2 separate regions of the Homo sapiens genome follow, and region 1 is linked to region 2. Evidence: chromatin loops called from intact Hi-C (ENCODE). Cell type or tissue: endothelial cell of umbilical vein. All regions are shown on one strand. Each heading gives the region's core, and the rest is flanking DNA. Links, peaks and the distances in the headings are about the cores only.

Region 1 (2,916 bases), core at 258-2,757, 880 kb after region 2:
CAGCAGAAAATGAACTAAGGCACAGTTTTTGGCTATCATGAAGAATGTTGCTATTAACATTCATGTACACGTTTTTGTGTGGACTTATATTTTCGTTTCTCTTGAGTATATACAACTAAAAGTAAATTTGGTGGGTCACAGAGTATTCTATATTTAACCTTTTGAGGCACTGCCAGACTGTTTTCCATTCTTACCAGCAATAGTTAGAGGTTCCAATTTCAGAGAGCTCTTTTTTAGTCACTATTCCAACTCTCCACAGAGAAGAAAAGCCATCTATAAAATCTGAATCACATCACAAATAGCTCAGAAGACCGAATTCAGAACTGGATTACAGCATGCTCCAACTTAATCTCACACCCAGCTCTATATGATAGGGTTTGGTTAAAGGTAGTACAATGCAAGATTAAAGCGACATTTTATACCTACTAATCTATCTTCCAGATGAAGTTCCCACAAATTTTCAGGTTAGGTAACCATACATGTGAACCATAACGGCTCACCAATAAGGAGTGAACTGTATCACCATGGTTCAGGCCACACATCCACTAATTAATAATTTTTCATTTCTTCTTTGTTTACTTCTGAAAGTCAGAGAGTCTCAAAATATGGTCTAGGGACTCCTGAGGGAGCTTAAGACCTTTTTGGTGGCTCAAGGTCAAAAATTCTTCATAGTAATACCAAGATGTTATTTGTCTTTTTCTATTCTCATTCTTTCACAAGTGTAACATTTTCAAGATACTACATGACAAATAAGATAGAATATCGAAGATGCCATGAGAATACAGTCGTCATCTATTAAGCCACACATTAAAGATATTTGCCAAAATGTAAAACAATGCTACTTTTCTATTTTTCATAAACATAGGTACTATTTATAACATATAGTGGGCTCATTATTTGTAAAATTATTTTAAAAATATTCTTTACATTTCTTAATTTTTGAAAGATAAATATCAATAGATATGTCCTAAACAATAGTCCTTGGAGTCTTCAACAATAAAAGAGTAAAGATATTTTAAGACCAAAAAGTTTGAGAACCACTGCTTTAAGTAAAAGCGTTATTTCCGTGATAAGATTAAAAAATAATTTTGGGTTTTGAAATTCAAACAAATATTTAATTCTAAAAGCCCCACATTATATTCATTCAACAAAAATTCATTTAATGCCTATAACGTATATACCAAATATTATGCCAGTATACTGTAGCATTCTTGCAATTATTCACCACTGTTCATTTCCTGTCTATAAAATAAACGAGGAGAAAAGATGTGTTCACACGATAAAATTATGGCATATTTCACTGTATTGAAATGCACAGGTCGATTGTTACAATTACTGTGACTACTTTGCCATCTTGTGTTCAGTAATGAAATTGCACATTATTGTAATTACTTCCTGTCAACTGCTGAGGAAAGGTGTTAAAATATGCAACTGTAGTTAAGGATTTTAATTCTACCCCTCAATTCCATCAATGTTAGCTTCATGCCTTTTGAATCTTTTCTATCACAGGCATAAACAGTTTTCCTAATGAAATGACCCTTTTTATCATTATAAAATGTCTATACCTCTGGTAAGATTCTTTGCCTCATAATCCTTTTTATCAGATACTAATATAGTCCAACCAATAATAAAATTTACTAGCTGGATAGCATACTTTTTCCCAAACATTTACGTTTAGCCTATTTGTGTTTTTAAAGTATACCTCTTATAGACATCATGTAGTCAGGTCTTGATAATACATACATCTACACATGGGTGCACACAAAGAGATAATCTCTATATTATCTATAATTAAGATAATTATCAATAGATAATTATAATTACATGATAGATAATTATTATAAACTATCATTTATAATAGTTTTAATTAGAGTGCTCGATTCATTTACACTTAATTATTAATATGGGAGATTTTACTAATCTCCCTCCCAGCCCCAAGTTTTCTGTTATATGTCTCTGTTTCTCTTTCCCTGCCTTCTTTTGGGTTAACCAAACTTTTTTTAGAATTTCATTTAATCGATTGGCTTTTTGGCCTTCCTCTTTAAATTATTTTTTAAGTGATTGTTCTAGGAACTGTAGTATATATCCTCAACTTTTACCTGCTTACTTAAGAGTTAATATTGTATGCCTTCCCACGTAATATAAGAACCATTTACTGCTCTCTAACTCCTATCCTTTAACTCCACAATACAATGTTATAACTTTTAAAGTCATGTATTTTTTATATGTATTTTTATAAAATGAAGAGGACAAAAAGTAGTATTTTCTCTTACATATTTACCACCTCCTAAATATCTGAACTTCTATCTGGTATCACTAACTTTCAACCTGATGAATGCCTTTTAGCATCTATCTTATATTGCAGATCTACAGGTAATAAATTTCCAGTTTTGGTTTATCTGAAAAAGTCTTTATTTCATCTTTATCCTTCAAGAATTCTGTCTCCCTACGGGTATAGAATTCAGGGTTGATGGTGTTACTTTTCCTTCAGCAGTCGTTTTTATTATTTCCTAGTGTGTTTTCTCTGGCAGCTTTCCAGATTTTCTCCTTGTTAGCTTTTAGCAGTTTAGGATGTGCCTAGATGTTATTTTCTTTGTATTAATTATGTTTAGATTTGCTAAGCCTCTGAATTTACAATTTATGTCTCTCACTAAATTTGTAAAATATATGGCCACTATTTCTTCAAATATTTTTCTGCCCCATTCTTTCATTCCTTTCCTTCTAGAATTCCAATGACACATTTATTAAACATTTTTATTTTGTCTGACAGGCCCCTGAGTCCCTGTTCATTTTATTTCTGATAATTTTCCTCTCTGTTCTTCAGATTTGACATTTATATTCATCTATCTGCAAGTTCATTAAGTCTTGTCTATGTTGCCACCAATCTGCTATTAAGCTCATTCAACAAATTTGTTA
Region 2 (2,854 bases), core at 1-2,500:
TGGCCGAGAAGCGAAGGGGCTCGCCGTGCAGCATGCTAAGCCTCAAGGCGCACGCTTTCTCGGTGGAGGCGCTGATCGGCGCCGAGAAGCAGCAACAGCTTCAGAAGAAGCGGCGAAAACTGGGCGCCGAAGAGGCGGCGGGGGCCGTGGACGACGGAGGCTGCAGCCGCGGCGGCGGCGCGGGCGAAAAGGGTTCTTCTGAGGGAGACGAAGGCGCTGCGCTCCCGCCGCCGGCTGGGGCGACGTCTGGGCCGGCTCGGAGTGGCGCAGACCTGGAGCGCGGAGCCGCGGGTGAGTGGGCCCCTTCCTGCCTATAACTTCTCTCCGGCGCGAACCTGAACTTCTGCGAGTCTGTGGGTGTGCGTGCGCGCCGCGTCCCTACATGGCCAAGGCCACTCAGCCACTAGCGCATTGGCCGTGTCAGTCGCAAAGCTCGCCGCGCAACCTGGTCACCCTCCAGACGGTTCAGATACTGCTTCCAGGCTCGCCTCGCGGGCGGCCGCCGCCCACTCGGCGACCCGCGCCTTCGGCCGCGGCTGTTTGCTGCGCCTAGCGGTGCAGCTCTGTGCTTCCTGCATCTGCCTCCCTTGGGGTTCCAGCCAATGGGTGCTCTTTTTTGTTTCCTAACTTTTAAAAGCACAGGGCGGGGAGGAGGGGAGCGACGGCATACCCCACCCTGAAACCGGAACGAATGCCCTAAACCGTTTGTGCAAACCAGGAAGAGGGCGGCATATTTGGAAACTTGGTTTCCCGAAGGGTAGTTGAGCGGTTCCCTTCCCTTCTCCTCTTGATTTCTCTGCCAAGGCCGACGGCGACCGCGGGCTTGCTTTTCACACTTTTCTCTGCTGGGCTGGAAGCGCAGGGCGCCGGGAGTTTGGCGAAAGCGGGGTCTGAAGAGCCTTCTAGAAGATGCCTCCGGCCCGGCCCAAAAGAAGGCCCAAAGCGAGGCGCCGCAGACGCTTATGGCTTAAGGAGGCCCAGGCTCTTGGGACCAGAGTCCGGGCGCTTTTGCTGCTTGCGCTTCGAGGCGCAGGTTGCGTCGGAGTTTGCACTGGGGACTCTGGACCCGGGAGCTCCTCTGACTCCGTCGGGCAAGCGTCCCAGACCCCGGCGGCGGCGTGAAGCCTTTTCTGCTGGGGCCTTGGCCCTGCGGAGGCCCAGCGGGTGGGGTGGACGCTGCCCGCGCGCCTCTCCCGGGCTTGGGACTTGGGGACCAAGCAGGCCACACTGGAGCTCTGAATGCGCCCCTTCGACAGGCAGAATGTGGGTGTCTATCGACTGGCTTGTTCTTTAGGAGGACCTGATGGCACCAAAGCTTCCCCTTTTCTCCCGGTCATTTTCCTCTTCTCAGCCACCAGGTGGGCCCGTCTCCGCGGCTGGCTTCCCCTCTGTTTCCCTCACCAGTTCCCTTTCTCTGTCCTTTGCTGTCCAGGCGGCTGTGAGGACGGCTTCCAGCAGGGAGCTTCCCCTCTGGCGTCACCGGGAGGCTCCCCCAAGGGGTCTCCGGCGCGCTCCCTGGCCCGGCCCGGGACCCCTCTGCCCTCGCCGCAGGCCCCGCGGGTGGATCTGCAGGGAGCCGAGCTCTGGAAGCGCTTTCATGAGATAGGCACTGAGATGATCATCACCAAGGCCGGCAGGTAATGGGCAAGCTGGCGTGGACGCCCCTCCCTACCCCAGACCCTGTCTTCACTCACCTCTAGCTCAATCAGGAAGAAGGGCCTGCAGCTCGGTGGGGGTTCTGGATAGCATTTTCGGTCAAACGGGACCAGGCCCCAGACCGTGGTTCACTTTGGAGGCTAGCTTTGGCTACCCACCACTAGTGCAGTCGGTGCACAGTCCAACTGCCCTCTGGTTGAATGCCAGGGAGAAAATTACTGTCGCCGCTGATGCCACAGCTGTCGCGGTTGATGTTCTGCGTTCAGGGCGGTTATAAATTTGAGGTCATATTTACCCTTGTCCAGGTATTTATTTAGGCTCTAGTTGTCAGTTCTGGAACTAGGAAACATTCTTTTTTTTTTCCTTTCTCTTTTATTTTTAAACAGCAGTTTACTCCAGTAAACTATGATTTGCTTTTTCAGATTTGAAACTCCCAGGCAGATTGGTTCTTTATCAGAAGATATCCTGGCAATTTGATAAGATGATCTGTCCTGCTATTTCATATTAGACTAGGAGGAAAAGTCACTGGACTCACCCACAATACATGTTTAATCATGTATAGGTGCAAGAATAATTACCCTGATTTTTAAAAAGCATCCTGTTTATAGATTTAGAGTACCTGGTTATTTATTTATTTATTTTTGTCCTAAATGGAATCCAACACAGCCTGAATTTGCTGAGGAATACTTAAAAATTTTTTATAAAAAGGTACATCGGTTTTTTAAAAAGTGTGAAATTTTCCCATCCATTGGTTAGTAAAATAAATGGATTTGTTGGGCAGATCATATTAATTTGAGGTAGGCACATGAATATTTGCATTTTAAAGTTTTCAGTTTATTTAGTGCAGTGAAATCTATGAATAATAAGCTTCCTTAAACGGAACTTTAGAAAGCACACACAACTCTTTCAGGGAGTACACATGGTAAAAACCTGGATAGCATAAAAAGTATCCAAACTTATTAGAAATTACAAAAAAACATATTTTATTGAATCCATATGCTACCTTCTACATTTTCACAGAGCTTTTATTAATGATCCAAATTCAGTCTTCACCAACACAAAGCAATAGTTGTCTTATAAAGGATGTAGTTAAAGACCTTTACTCTTTATCTTACAGGTGCACTGAAATAATACTAAAACAGCCAGCGTATTAAACTGTTCCCATACCTAGTTAGGAGTAATAGACTTTATTTTTTTC

Evidence for each region. A loop is a pair of places that touch in the nucleus more often than their neighbours do. Peaks named below come from ENCODE experiments on the same cell type or tissue, not always from the same donor. Only the 100,000 strongest peaks of a DNase experiment are listed, where the experiment ranks them.
Region 1: it touches region 2 in a loop (16-fold over the local background); 3 of 110 quality-filtered maps call a loop at or near these places.

What each region holds. Positions count from the first base shown.
Region 1 is chr6:83,883,083-83,885,998 of GRCh38, reverse strand. The region is part of intron 4 of RIPPLY2-CYB5R4 (RIPPLY2-CYB5R4 readthrough); the gene reads right to left. All of the region lies in intron 2 of CYB5R4 (cytochrome b5 reductase 4), which reads right to left. Among named protein-coding and RNA genes, the nearest start is that of CYB5R4, 25 kb to the right of the region's middle. RefSeq lists a silencer at 1,314-1,383. In endothelial cell of umbilical vein, for the core only: a CTCF peak has its summit at 1,356 (motif pointing left); DNase peaks (open chromatin) are centred at 1,318 and 2,528.
Region 2 is chr6:84,761,327-84,764,180 of GRCh38, reverse strand. It overlaps TBX18 (T-box transcription factor 18), which reads left to right. Exons shown (of 8, transcript NM_001080508.3): 1 at 1-291; 2 at 1,433-1,637. It overlaps LOC124901353 (a long non-coding RNA gene), which reads right to left and starts at 1,840. Exons shown (of 2, transcript XR_007059666.1): 1 at 1,695-1,840. RefSeq lists enhancers at 1-265, 266-850. In endothelial cell of umbilical vein, for the core only: a CTCF peak has its summit at 1,348 (motif pointing right); DNase peaks (open chromatin) are centred at 570, 1,110 and 1,350; H3K4me3 peaks cover 2,500 bases; H3K27ac peaks cover 2,500 bases.